Linked DNA regions of Homo sapiens: regions 2 and 3 are each linked to region 1. Evidence: chromatin contacts called from ENCODE Hi-C or POLR2A ChIA-PET data. All regions are on one chromosome and are shown on one strand. The core of a region is the stretch at or near the end of the contact, and the rest is flanking DNA. Distances in the headings are between cores, read along the strand shown.

The links. A loop is a pair of places that touch in the nucleus more often than their neighbours do. ChIA-PET counts read pairs that join two places held with the same protein, here RNA polymerase II (POLR2A). Pooled maps may share reads with other maps.
Region 2: a loop to region 1 is called in a map of IMR-90, with 4 times the contacts of the local background. The contact joins the promoter of FGF7 here to the enhancer-like site in region 1. A Hi-C loop is called at or near these places in 10 of 168 maps with a recorded cell type or tissue (IMR-90, MCF 10A, PC-3 and 6 more), 2 of 37 single-sample maps with no recorded cell type and 25 of 50 pooled maps. POLR2A ChIA-PET finds 5 or more read pairs at or near these places in 2 of 52 experiments (AG04450 and BJ).
Region 3: a loop to region 1 is called in a map of mammary epithelial cell, with 6 times the contacts of the local background. The contact joins two enhancer-like sites. A Hi-C loop is called at or near these places in 1 of 168 maps with a recorded cell type or tissue (mammary epithelial cell), 1 of 37 single-sample maps with no recorded cell type and 8 of 50 pooled maps.

Annotation. Positions count from the first base shown.
Region 1 is chr15:50,053,371-50,057,773 of GRCh38, reverse strand. The region is part of intron 3 of ATP8B4 (ATPase phospholipid transporting 8B4 (putative)); the gene reads left to right. Among named protein-coding and RNA genes, the nearest start is that of ATP8B4, 64 kb to the left of the region's middle. Within about 2 kb of position 2,638, at least 12 of the 41 ENCODE cell types and tissues checked have a DNase peak (open chromatin) inside an H3K27ac peak, as active enhancers do; they include IMR-90 and sigmoid colon, where a contact is called at or near this core.
Region 2 is chr15:49,420,619-49,425,021 of GRCh38, reverse strand. FGF7 (fibroblast growth factor 7) reads right to left here and starts at 1,780. Exons shown (of 4, transcript NM_002009.4): 1 at 1,582-1,780; 2 at 439-990. The coding sequence starts at 724. The region is part of intron 11 of FAM227B (family with sequence similarity 227 member B); the gene reads left to right.
Region 3 is chr15:49,469,908-49,474,310 of GRCh38, reverse strand. All of the region lies in intron 11 of FAM227B (family with sequence similarity 227 member B), which reads left to right. The region is part of intron 2 of FGF7 (fibroblast growth factor 7); the gene reads right to left. Among named protein-coding and RNA genes, the nearest start is that of FGF7, 49 kb to the right of the region's middle. RefSeq lists an enhancer at 2,203-2,252. Within about 2 kb of position 2,435, at least 2 of the 41 ENCODE cell types and tissues checked have a DNase peak (open chromatin) inside an H3K27ac peak, as active enhancers do.

The sequences.
Region 1 (4,403 bases), core at 1,389-3,888:
TTTCAGACACTGGAACCCTAAATTAAGGCTGGAAGGTAGAAAAGAGAACAAAGTTTGTGATGCTGTCAGGCAGATTTGCTTTGTGGGGAGACAGAGGCCTGAAAGCTTTCCTGGCCACTATCTCTGTTCCTGGGGTCTAGATGGAAAATGAGCTCCCTAGACAAGCCCAGCAATGTTCTCCCTAGATTGAAAGGACTGGAAGTGACTGCTCCAGCTGATTGAATTAATGTGAGCTCTTCACTGTGCTTTAGTTTAGAGAGGTTCTGTTCTTCACCAGAGTGAAGGATGTCGGATGAGGGCCAGTGAGTCCATTAACCAAAAGGCAGTCTAGAGACTTCCTAGTTTCTGACTCGTTGCTCACGAAACACCATTTGGGAGAACACAGGATTGTACAATACTTGCTTTTATGGGCAACCCTCACAACTGTTCAAAGCCTCAGTTTCCTCATCTGTAAAATGGTGCTGAAATAGTCACAGCTCATTGGATTTTTTAAGGACTGCCTGAGATGATATAGTGTTCAGCATAGCGCCTGGAGATGGAAGGAGGCAATACCATTATCTGGTGTCACTGTATGACCCAGAGAATCTATGACATAGAAAGTTATATGTTCTCCATTATGTGCCCAAGTCTTAGTGACATGAGATCTAAAAGGAGGAGGCACAGATGAGCTCCTTTGTCCATAAGTGTTTAGTCCACAGTTTTCAAAGTTTATGAGCATGTTCCTCACTTGTAAAAGAAAATTAAATCTGACCGAATGTGGTGGCTCATACCTGTAATCCCAGTTCTGTGAGAGGCCGAGGTGGGAGGATCACCTGAGGCCAGGAGTTCGAGATCAGCCTGGGCAACATAGCGAGACTCTGTCTCAATAAAAAATAAAAAAATAAAAAGAAATTAATCTATATGTGTGTATACATATAGACAATGCATAGATTGTCTTTACTGTTAATATTTATATGTGTGTATACACATATATGCATGTGTGTACTATATGTTTTTACTATAGATAATATAGATATTATATTGTCTTTGCTATAGGTGTGTGTGTGTGTGTGTGTGTATATATATATATATACACATATACATATACATATATTGTGTATAGTAATTAAATGTTAGTAACTTTAACATTTTTAGTTAAAATATACATGAAGTTCTTTTTTATTTCTCATAGCCCAAAGGATTCTTTTGGGCACCCAGGAAACGAGCACCCCTAGGGGACACGTATTCCCACTGGTCTCACCAAGTAGGGTAATCTTGATACTGCATTAACCTGGAAAATCAAGCAAGAAGGCTTCCTGAGGGAGTCTTGGCAGGCAAGGTGCTCTTGCTCTATTGTTCATTGTTTTTGTCATAGTATTTGATGATCACCTCCTGAAATTGTGTCATCAGTTTACAAGTTTATTGTCTGCTTGTTCCTGCCTCTCTCTCCACAACTAACATACAAACTTACTCGATGATGGGAGGGTCTTTGCTTACTCATGTCTGTAGCCCTGGCTCAATAACATTATTGCCTGAAGCACAGAAGGACTTTAACAAAAATTAGTTGAATGAATGAATGAATGAATGTTGGGGGATATGTGCCCTCTGCTCTTTGCCTCCTCATACACGTTTTCTGCTCAAGTCTGGGAGCTGAGGCTCAGGAGAACGTTAAGATGATGGTGGTGGTGGTGGTGGTGATGATGAGTGTAGTCAGTATTGATTGACACACTCTGCAAAGCCTCTTCTGTGATTGAGGCTTCCTCAGCAGCGTTCGTAGAAGAGCACTGTCGTCTTTCCATTGCCCCTATCCTGGAAAGCTGTGGACTCTGCACCAGGCAACAGTCAGCTGATACTGAGGAACTACCAGGGGTTCTTCCTGGTATCAGTGAGGTACCAGATGTCTAATCTCCAGGTCCCATACATGCATTCTTTTGGGTTCTTTGCATGAACATGGGTAATTCACATATTTTCTGAGCGGTACAAATGCCTTTTGGCTACTTCCTCTTTTATGCCAGTAGTTTGTGGACACAATCCCTTTTTGTTTTTTATTTTATGGCTTAGAGATAATCTCTCCCTTATTAGTCAGGATTATTTCTGTCTCTGGAATCTGGATTGTACCATAAAAATACTGTATTTGCCTCCTTTTGTGGCAAGAAGGGCTAGATGTTTTCCCCCTCAAGCTCTGGAAGGTTACTTTTTATAGTTGTCATGATGTACAAATGTTTCATCAAATGTGGGATGATGATTTGATAGTGAGGAAACTGTGGTACTGATTGCAAAAGCTCCTGGGGCTTGTGGGATTCATAGACGTAGGCAGTGTCTCTGGACAACTGCTGAGCTCATTTGGGTTTAAGCCTTCTGGGATGCATTCTTTAAGACAAACATAGAGATACAAGTAAGCTATTATTTAAAAAGCAAACTGATCTTGCATATATTATGAATGTTCTTACCTGGTGTTTGGTTGGTTGAGAGTAAAAGAAAAACCAACTCAAATTGACTTAGTTTGAGTTGAATGGACAGATCATGTAGCTGAAAAGTCCAGAGATAGGGCTAGTCTCAGGAGAGGCTTGGTCTAGTTTCTTTCTCTGCATTTCTTGGCCCTGCATTTTTAGTGCGGAGTTTGTTCTTGGCAGCCTCCCCACTCATAGCCCCAAGTTGCTGTTAGTAATCTCTAGGGCTACTTGTTTCCAGATTGGAATGCAATAGAAAAGAGAAAGCTTACATTATCAGCAAATTTCAGAATTGACGTAGTTTATGTGCCAGTGTCTGAATTCAAAATTGTAATTAGGAGGGTGGGCCATGTACTTGCCTTAAGCTAATTTGACCCTGGAATTATGGATGGGAGATGAATCTATCCAGTTCGTGAAACTAAGGAATTTGGCACATTGTTTAGCTGATGGGGAGAGGAAATAGTCAAAGGAATATTACATGTGTCGTTAACAGGACTGAATTTAAAGTGCTGAGGTTGGTGTTTTTTTTTTTTTGTTTTTTTTTTTTTTTTTTTTTTTTTTGAGGCGGAGTCTCCCTCTGTCGCCCAGGCTGGAGTGCAGTGGCACGATCTCGGCTCACTGCAAGCTCAGCCTCCTGGGTTCATGCTATTCTCCTGCCTCAGCCTCCCAAGTAGCTGGGACTACAGGCACCTGCCACCACACACGGCCAATTTTTTTGTATTTTTAGTAGAGATGGGGTTTCACCATGTTAGCCAGGCTGATCTCGATCTCCTGACCTTGTGATCCGCCTGCCTCAGCCTCCCAAAGTGCTGGGATTACCGGCGTGAGCCACCGTGCCCAGCCAGTTGGTTTTTGATATATTTGCTAGTAGATATGTCTCTTACTCTCAAAATACTAGGTTAGCGTCCATTACTGGTTGCAATAGCCATTAGTGATATCCATTAATGTTTCTAGCTTTCTGTCTTTTGGACCCATGGTGACTCTTTTGGCCAGTAAGTTGTGAGCATTTGGGTTGAAGCATTACATTTGAGAGTGAGACTGTTCAGAGCTTCTTTTTCCTCTGGTAATATACCTCGAAGCATTGGAGATGGTGGGTGCTCCGTTATGAGTATCTGATGAGGAGACTCATGTTGGGCAAGTAGCATGAACAAGAAACAAACTCTTACTGGGTTAAGCTGTGAAGATTTTGGAGTTATTACTGTAGCATAGCTGGTTATCCTGACTAGTACATTGCATTTCTTGATACAGTTGAATTATTTGGGATCACTCACAAAAATCCTATATTTGCATAATTCTTTCAATTTAGCAGAAATATTTTTACATCTATGCTCTCATTTCCATGATAGTCCTATAAATATATGAGAAATGTTATTAGTTCCATTTTGCCAGTGGAAAAATTGAGGCAATCTCCCAAATGCTCCAAATGTTTGCTAATATAGCAGAGTTTGTTATTTTCTATTTGCTTTGTTTACTTAAGCAATATACTTAATTTGCATGTATAATGAGGATCTCTAGAAAAAATAATACTTCCCATTTTATTAATATTTTATTTGGTAGCCCATCTCTGAAAAATTTGTCATTTTTACTCCATTTTCTTTACTTTATTCCCCACCTTCACCCCACCCCCCCACCAAGTAGTAAATGCTGGAAATATAAAGGACTTTGGCCACTGTGCTTCTGTTGAAAGCTAAAGTAAGGGAGTGGTTATGTCTACTATTTGTCTGCATTGAGCTTTGTTAGGGGCCAAGAGAATCATTCTTGAGGGGAACTGAAAGAGAATCCAAGGAAACTGTAAGCATACATCAGGCAGTAGAACGAGGGCTCTGCCTGAAGGGCTTGACTAGAGAGGAGAAGGTAAATAAACTGAATTTCCTTTGGTAAGAAAGTGGCAGCAGGCTTGAAATGCAGACTGGAAGAGAGAGCAAGGGCAGATTACTCTGAAAGCAGAAGAGATAACTGCTTTGCAATGAATTG
Region 2 (4,403 bases), core at 531-3,030, 630 kb after region 1:
ATATTATTTCAAAGAAAATCAAATTAATAAAAATAATTTCCCTACTCTTTAAACTAGTGATAAATAGCTTTTAGTGATAATTTATGAAGTTCTAAATTAGATATCTTAATGAGTTTTGCTTAGACAATATTAAGTCACATTTTGGTGTGAATAATATTATTTACATTTTGCTTAACTTATGAGCATTTTCAGGACAAGGAGTATATATTTTCAAATTGGCTTGGATTATCAGGTCCAACTATAATGTAAGTAGATTTGCCCTGTTAAAAGAGATATTTTTAGGGGCATAGTTCAACATAGTTCAATTTAGAGAAATTAGGTGACATTTTATTTAATTTTTTTTCCAAGAAGCAAAAGGAAGATGAGAAAACATATCACCTGAAAATTGATCCATTAACAGATTGCTAAGGTTCATGAGCAGTACTTAAAATTACTTACTGTAATTATTCTTCATCTCTTGGGTCCCTTTTACTTTGCCTCTTTTATCGATCCTCAGGTACCACTGTGTTCGACAGAAGAGTCTTCTCACTCTTATATCCCCTCCTTCCATGTAATCATAACTTCTTGTGTGTCGCTCAGGGCTGGAACAGTTCACATTTGTAGCCATTTGCTCTGGAGTCATGTCATTGCAAGCTAAAGATATAGTACCCACTAGACAGATAATGTGAAAGCATGATCTGTAGAGCAAAGTTGGCAGGATCCATGTCAGTATCCATTTGTGCATTATAGTGTAGTGCTCCGGGTGTTCATGAATAACATAATGAAAATGAATCTTGAGTTGATTGTTACTCCTAGGTCATTGACCTCTTCCTATCTGTGAATTGTAGATTGATTTAAGAAAGAGTAGTTGCTCTTTCCAAATTGTTAGCCTTATCCTTTTAGTTCCTGATAACAACACAGGATTCCTCCTTAAATAACTCTGTTGATAAATCCTCATAAAAACAGTTCGTAGTAAGTTCAGTTGCTGTGACGCTGTTTGCTATTTGACTTCTGTTTGCAATGAGAGATTAAGAATAGGGAGGGGAGGAGAGAGGAAGATAAAAAATTGTATGTGTAAATTTTAGTGGGTAAGTAGTAGCATTAGAATACAGTATAGGTTATTCTTTGAAGATACATTTAAAACAGCCTTCACAGAGGATGTCAAAATCTTTACCACTTTATGTGTAGATTTATAAAATTTATGCATGAGTAGAGACAAAACAGAATATGACTGTACCATTCATTCCAATTGCTATTTTGTGAGAACCATACTGCACTCAGAACTATTGATTTAAATTAAGTTTTTACAATTACTGCTAACAAAGTGTAACTGCTTTCTCCCTAGACTTCTTTATTATATGCTTTTACATTTGTGGTTAATCAATTATTTTCTCCTGAACTGCCCAGGTTTTTTAAGTTAAATGTCAGGATTGCTCTGGAGAACTTCAACCTTATCTTTATGTTCTACAGCATAATTACTATAGTTACATGGCTCAAAAATCTTGTAACTTTACTTTCCTGCTCAGTACTAAAATCAGAAAAAGAGATAAACTTTTAGAAAACATTCAGCATTGTTTTAAAAGACAAATAACAGTAACTTACTTGTTTTGTTGCTAACAGCTGGATATATAAGAATTCCATGTCTGTTGTCTGCCTGGTGCAACTTGAGCCTTTCTACTGTAGCTACAAACTATTTCTCAGCTGAAAAGTTCTCCAGCAGAATCATAATTGTTTCCATAAATCAACAGGCAGAAGGATTTTCTCTCTGTGTGTGAGCGCGTGTGTGCTTGTGTGTGTGTGTGAGCCTTTTATTCAGGGCTTTTCGATAAATACCTTTGCTGACCTCATTGGAAGCAATTAAAACTTAGCCAGTGAGCTGTTAGTTGAATACAACAGCGAGAATAAAAGGAGGCTTGTATAGTATTCAATGGTCATGAGAGGGAGCTATGAACATGTTTTATGCTTAAATCTACAAGTGGGTACCTACTTTGTAGAAACAGATCTCTGGTTCTGAAGCAGTTAGAAGGGGAAAGGGAATTTTTTAAACCTTCTTTGCAATATAGCAGTTGTATTATACTTGGAAAATTATTCATTTGAACATATATATAGGGTTTTTTAATACTTAGAAAATCTTTTCCATAGCTTTATGATACATGCATTTCTTCAATTACTTCTTTGTGCTCAGAATGTTAGAACAAAACTGGTATGTGTTAACTAACATATGAGTGCCTTAAAGCACTGTGTAGATAAGTTGAATATTATCACATCATACAGAGACAATTCATTGAATATGAATATAAGTACAATTTTTATGTATTATATTCCTAGGCTGAAAGTGAGAAGATCTAGATTCTTATTTGTGTTGGACCACTAATGACCAGTATGACTTCGGGCAAGTTACCTGCTGTTCCAGAGTCTCAGCTGCTACATTTGTAAAATTGGTGTATTGGTCTAATGCCTCTATGGTGCTTTACAATTCTGTGATCTGTGACTTATACTCACTACTAATATAAGGAACAGGGCACCTACTTTTAAAAGCTGTTATTCTTTAAAAAGGAGGAAATGGTTTCACATTGATTATCAGTGTTTGATTTTTGCCTCAATAAGAATATTGGAACAATAAATGTTAATTTAGAGATGGAATTATAATATGTATTGCTAAGGTAAATAAGTGAAAGCTATTTTACTTTCCAGCATGAGTTCTCTCCTTTACTTCCTGTTCTGTTATACATGAAGTAGTGCTCAAGTGTTGTATTAGATTCTTGGTGTAGAATAATTGTGTTGTCTATCTAAATCAGTATTAAGAAAGTATATTAAAATTATCTTTTTCATGTTATATACTCCTCAAAACACACACGCGTGCACGCGCGCGCGCGCGCACACACACACACACACACTCTCTCTCTCTCTCTCTCTCTCTCTATGTGAAATGCACTACTTTACCACCAGGTGGTGCATGTAGACCAAATAGGAAAAGGAAATTAAATCTACTCAACTGGATTATAGTTTATGTGATTTCTCTTTGTATCTGTCCCTTTAGGGAACAGAATGAAGAGCACAGAATAGTTCAGATGTACCCAGTTACTCTTCATATGCCAAATGTTGAATGTTCCACATTTATTAAAGCAGAGGGGGACAGACTCTTTGATCATTGCATCTGTTGAAAGCTAGAAAGCTGAAAACATCCTATCATGTATTCTCTAAAAGGAGGAAGAGAAGGAGGAAAGAAAATATAATGTTATTGTGTTCTGAATCACACTCCGCTAGTTTGGGAGGTAACAATAATGAGCAGGCTCAGAATTCCTAGGACTTAGATATTGCTTCTAAAGAAATAAAAGTTATCAATAGTAAGTTTACAGTGTAAAGATATTCAAGAGCTACTAAATCCATTTGTTCCATACTGAACCTACAGTTTTTAAACCAAGAAATCAGTAAGTGAGAAGTCCACATTTGCTAACTAAGTGCTAAATACTTAAATGAAAGAAATGGATAGTTTGTTAGCAAAGAGTGCTTAGTGCCTCCTTAATATCTGCTACATAGGATTAACTGTAAAATGGGAAACAAAAGAATAAAATTGTGATCTATGAAAGTGCATTAGATGCTATTACACTCTGTAATTTGGAAATATGATCCAAGTAATATTAATGAACAGATTAATATCAACAAGGGAACTGTATCAATGGTTTAAATTCTTTGATTATCATTTTTATTGGAGAATTATTAATTCAGGATGGGCCCACAATTCATTAGGACCACAGCTATAATGGAGAACCAAACTTAGATTTCACTGTGCCCTTATTATGCTTATGCTTCTAAATGAATTCTCCAGGAACTAAGAATAACTTTAGGCAACTGTAGATGGGGTAACCCTCTGGATGTTTTAAGTTATACATTGGCAACCGTTTGTTGCTCTTGTTTTAATAGACCTATAGTGATAGATTAAGCACAGGAATACTTTGAACTATTGTCTTTTTTTTGTTATTTGTAGATTGAATTTTCTTTTTTAACACACCATTGCTGGCTTCAAAGAATTAACTGGCCCAGCATGGTGGCTCACGCCTGTAATCCCAGCACTTTGGGAGGCCGAGGCGGATGGATCACAAAGTCAGGAGATCGAGACCATCCTGGCTAACACAGTGAAACCCCGTCTCTACTAAAAATACAAAAAAATTAGCCGGGCATGGTAGCGGGCGCCTGTAGTCCCAGCTACTCGGGAGGCTGAGGCAGGAAAATGGTGTGAACCTGGGAAGCAGAGCTTGCAGTGAGCAGAGATCGCACAACTGCACTCCAGCCTAGGTGACAAAGCGAGACTCCATCTGAAAAAGAAAAACAAAACTTTGCCTCGTTCATAATCATGTATAATATAATCAGTAGAAGGGAACATAATTAAATATTTTCATTACTTTTCATTCTTACATCTTATT
Region 3 (4,403 bases), core at 1,186-3,685, 580 kb after region 1:
CTTCCCATTATCCTTAGTTTCTTTGGCCCTTTCTCATACGGTATGAATTCCAGACTCTTTACCAGCTACATTATTTACTAAAAATAAGTATCTCAGCAAGAACTGGGCTGATATAGATAGCCTAAGACAGAATAGTGTTCATTATTTTCCTTGATATAGACCATAAATGTATTTTACAGTAATACAATCTCACCATCTCCTTAAAAATATTTTAAATCCTGTCATTATTTTAGAGTTTGAATATAATAAAAAGTTCGCCTATCAAAAATACATTTTGTTTTAGGTTAGTATATTTTTCAAGGTTATATTATAAAGTTTGTTTAAATATGTATTATATATAAAGGCAAATGTCAACTGTTCCCCTGCAACAAATGATGAATGTTCCTCATTTTCTTTACATTAATTATGTTTTTAAAAACCTCATGATTTTTGAAAAAATACATTTTAAAATGACCTCATACAGCATGTGTAGAATTAAAAGTGAGTTAAATAAATATATGTTGAAATATAAATGTTATAACATCAAAGATGACAAAATCTAGTTTTGGAATCTAATCATTAAAATTCTTTCTATGCTTTAAAAAAATTAGCTCACTTATTTTTACAATTTCTTTGGTTTCCAAATGTTGAAATAAGAGAAATAGTTTTATTCTTCTATTTGTAAATAGTGCTCCATAAATAAAATATTGCTGGGGTAGAGAGTCATTATACCCCTCCAAAACGTGAGACCAACTCCAATATGATTGTCACAATATTTTCTGTAACATACAAGTTATTTAACAAGTATTTACTGAGTGTTTATTGCCAGACCCATTCTTGGCACTAGGACTGTAGTGATCTGAAGAAAATTATCTAAAAGTTAACTGTAAATTGTCAAATATACATCAATTTAAAAAATAAAAGCGAATTTTGGAGTTATTTTATGCTTCTAATAACTTATATTTAACTCAATGTTCTTTATACTTTCTCTTGTTAACCAATGGTTTGTTAAGGTTATAAATTTAGCAGCATATGACAATGAATGAACTTATTTATATAATAGTGAACATCATCATGACTTCATTAAATGACAAAAGGATGAGTTAACTAAACTGTGAGTAAATCTGTCTCATCTTTCTAAATTCCTGGCATTCATATTTGATATGTTTGTGGAGGCACTCAAACCATTCTTTTCTAAATTGAAAAAATACAAAAATGTTTTTAAAAAATATTCAGTTGAAAAAAGATTACAGTATGCCTTTAGTTAAATTAATCCCCCAAGTACCTTTGGAAACATGAGTGGTCCACATACAATTGCTTAAGAAATGGTGAGTTTTAATTCAGCCACTTTAATTCTGTTTATAATTTGGCATGGAATAAATCACAAATAACTGATACATGAGTATATTAAAATGTATGGTACCCAAAAAATTAGATACTCCTTTCTCTTATTTGTCATTAGCAAATTTGGGAAATGTCTTCATCTGTAATGTCATGTAACTTTTCCATCTACTATTTATCATTACATCTGTGCTTTTTTTCTACCCATTTGAAGTTACACGTTTTGATTCTAGCCCTTTTCTTATGAGGCATAATAAGCTTTCTATTCTCTTCTTGTCATATCTTTGCCCCTTAAGTCTTCAAGCTTATGACAGTATAATGTCATTCATTGTGATGTTCATTCCTTCAATCATATGTACGCATTTTTCTCCCCAACTTTCTGAGCAAAGACTTTTAATTGTTCCCAACTTTTATTCTCTCCTTTTTCCATAGCAATAGAATTTTTAGCTGACTGCACAAAATAAACTTTCCATTTCCCAGTCTTTTTTGCAGCTTAATGTGGCCATGTGACCAAGTTTTAGCTGATGCGATTTAACTGAAGTGTCCTATGGCAACTTCCAAAAGTCTTCCATAAAAGGTACCCAGCAGAAGCCCTTTATGCTCACTTTTAATCACTTTATTCCACCTTCCTGCTGGAATTTGGATTCTACCTTGGGTTATGAGAACAAAGAGATTATGGAACGGTGAGCTAAATGGACTTGGAAACTTCCAGATGTTTTTGTGGAGCAGAGTTGTCACTCCTCCAGATGTTTATTGCATGGAGAAATAAACAATTTTTTAAGCCAAACTGAATCTTAACTAATGCACCCCAATTTCACTTTACTTCAAATGCGTTCTTCATAAAATGTACATAAAACTCCAGGAGCCTATTTTTTCAGTTATTCTAAGCTAACAGCCAGAAAGACAAGTCTTATTTTCAACACTGTTGTTAATGGCCAGGTGTTTACTTTCACAGCTTTTTTTTTTTTTTCACTTCTAAAGTCATGAGATAAAACTAGAAGAAAAAATGAAAACAACACCTGTGCTGTCATGTCTTTCACTTTCTTATCCAGAACTTCACTGTCACGAGGGATTCCAAGTTTCTTCCGGTGCTGTCATTTATTCCTGCATGTGTCAGCATTTAGTTAGCTTGATACGTCTTTTCTGGCTGCCCTTTAGATCTTGATACACGTGTCAGGAAGACCACAGCTCCCCACTCAGCAAACTGTCAAACCTGTGTTCAGCTGCTTCCTAGCCAAGAAATTACCTAATGTCAGCTAGCTTTTCTGGATGCTCATTATTGTTACATAAAGCATGAGATGCTGTTGTCACTCTCAAAAAGACCAGATTCGCCATTCTTGATTAGAAAATCATAACTTTCCATTTTTGAATAAAACAAGTCATTGATTACTTAACTATGTTCAGTACTCTACATATCTGTCATCTTTCTTCTGTATATAAATTCATTACATTTGCCATATTATTATTATTATTATTATTATTATTATTATTATTATTATTATTATTTTGAGATAGAGTCTCACTCTGTAGCTCAGGCTATAGTGCAGTGGCGCCATCTAGGTGCACTACAACCTCCGCCTCTCAGGTTCAAGCAATTCTCCTCCTTCAGCCTCCTGAGTAGCTGTAATTACAGGTTGTGCCACCACACCAGCTAATTTTTGTATTTTTAGTAGAGGAGGGGTTTTGCCATGTTAGCCAGGCTAGTCTCGAACTCCTGACCTAGGTGATCCACCCACCTCGGCCTCCCAAAGTGCTGGGATTACAGGCACGAGTCACTGTATCCGGCCTCACATTTGCCATATTCTTAATGATGGTTTGGATTCCCTAGCCTCTTTAGAATTTTTCTTCTTGGCTTCCTTTCTGAATTAGTTTTTCTACTCCCTTTAAAAGTACTTATCTTTTCTAATAAGCTGTAGCATAGAAAAGAGTATCAACAAGACTTTTCACTTTCACATCTACTCAAGAAAAACAGTTTATATTATACATGAATTGGTAACCATCTCAGGCACAAGATGTGGAACAAACACAACAAATATGTTCCAGGTGGGCTGCAGTAGTTCCCTTGGTGTCCTTACATCCTGGAATTTCTCCCAGCAAGCTGTTTGAGTTCTTGGATGTATTTCTTTTCATTCTTTCTAGATGACACCCTTGTCACTGCATTTCTACTTCATTGATCTTCTAGAAAGTGATACATAATACTGGAATGTACCACCTTAATGTCAAACTTCAGCAAATATGATAGATCACAAATACTCATTTATACTTAACAGCAATGATCCAAATTATTTCTATCACATTTACACATTCCTCTTGCTATGCCCATTTTTTCAACTTCCAGGCCCAATGGATGTTGAGGCTAAAGCAAAAGAAGTTAGAGAAGTCAAATATCATTTCAAACACAGGTCATTTTGAGAATTAAGGTATCATAAAAGTTAAGGGGATGCTATTTTTACTAGGTGGGAGTGATAATGTGTTGGAGTTTTTATGAAGATATTAAGTTTGAAGTGATAGTGGTTTTGTATATACTTGTCCTAAATTTGGCATAAGAAAATCACTTTGTGATCTAGATCCACAGTGAAATTGTAGCTGTACTAGATATGTAGGATCAACAGAATTGCTTATTGGTAATAAAAAAGAAATTTGCTCAGCACCAAAAAATTTCATATCTGACTTTTTAAAATATAGTGATAATGATAGTGTTTTAATTTTAAAAATATTTAATATGTACTCAGTGTTCCCAGTGTTAAAGAATTATAAGGTGCCACTTAAAGTATTCTCACATGTGGTTTTTCTATCCCTGTCTTCCTCTTTAATTTACAATCTACAGTAACATTTTAGAATTCCATCATTTTCCACGCTTTGATCATAATACCGTGGTCTTCAAAAGATGGAGCAACATTAGAATGTCCCATTTTGATTATGGTTGTATGCAGGGCTTAAATTTTACCAGAGAATTAAGAAATATGTTAAAGCATAGCTACCATTTCTATTTAATGCCATCCTCTAATGAAAAGATGGAATCATTAAACTCTTAATTGTACTGTGAAGGTGAGAATTCTTTGGTTTGATGTGGATTTACATTT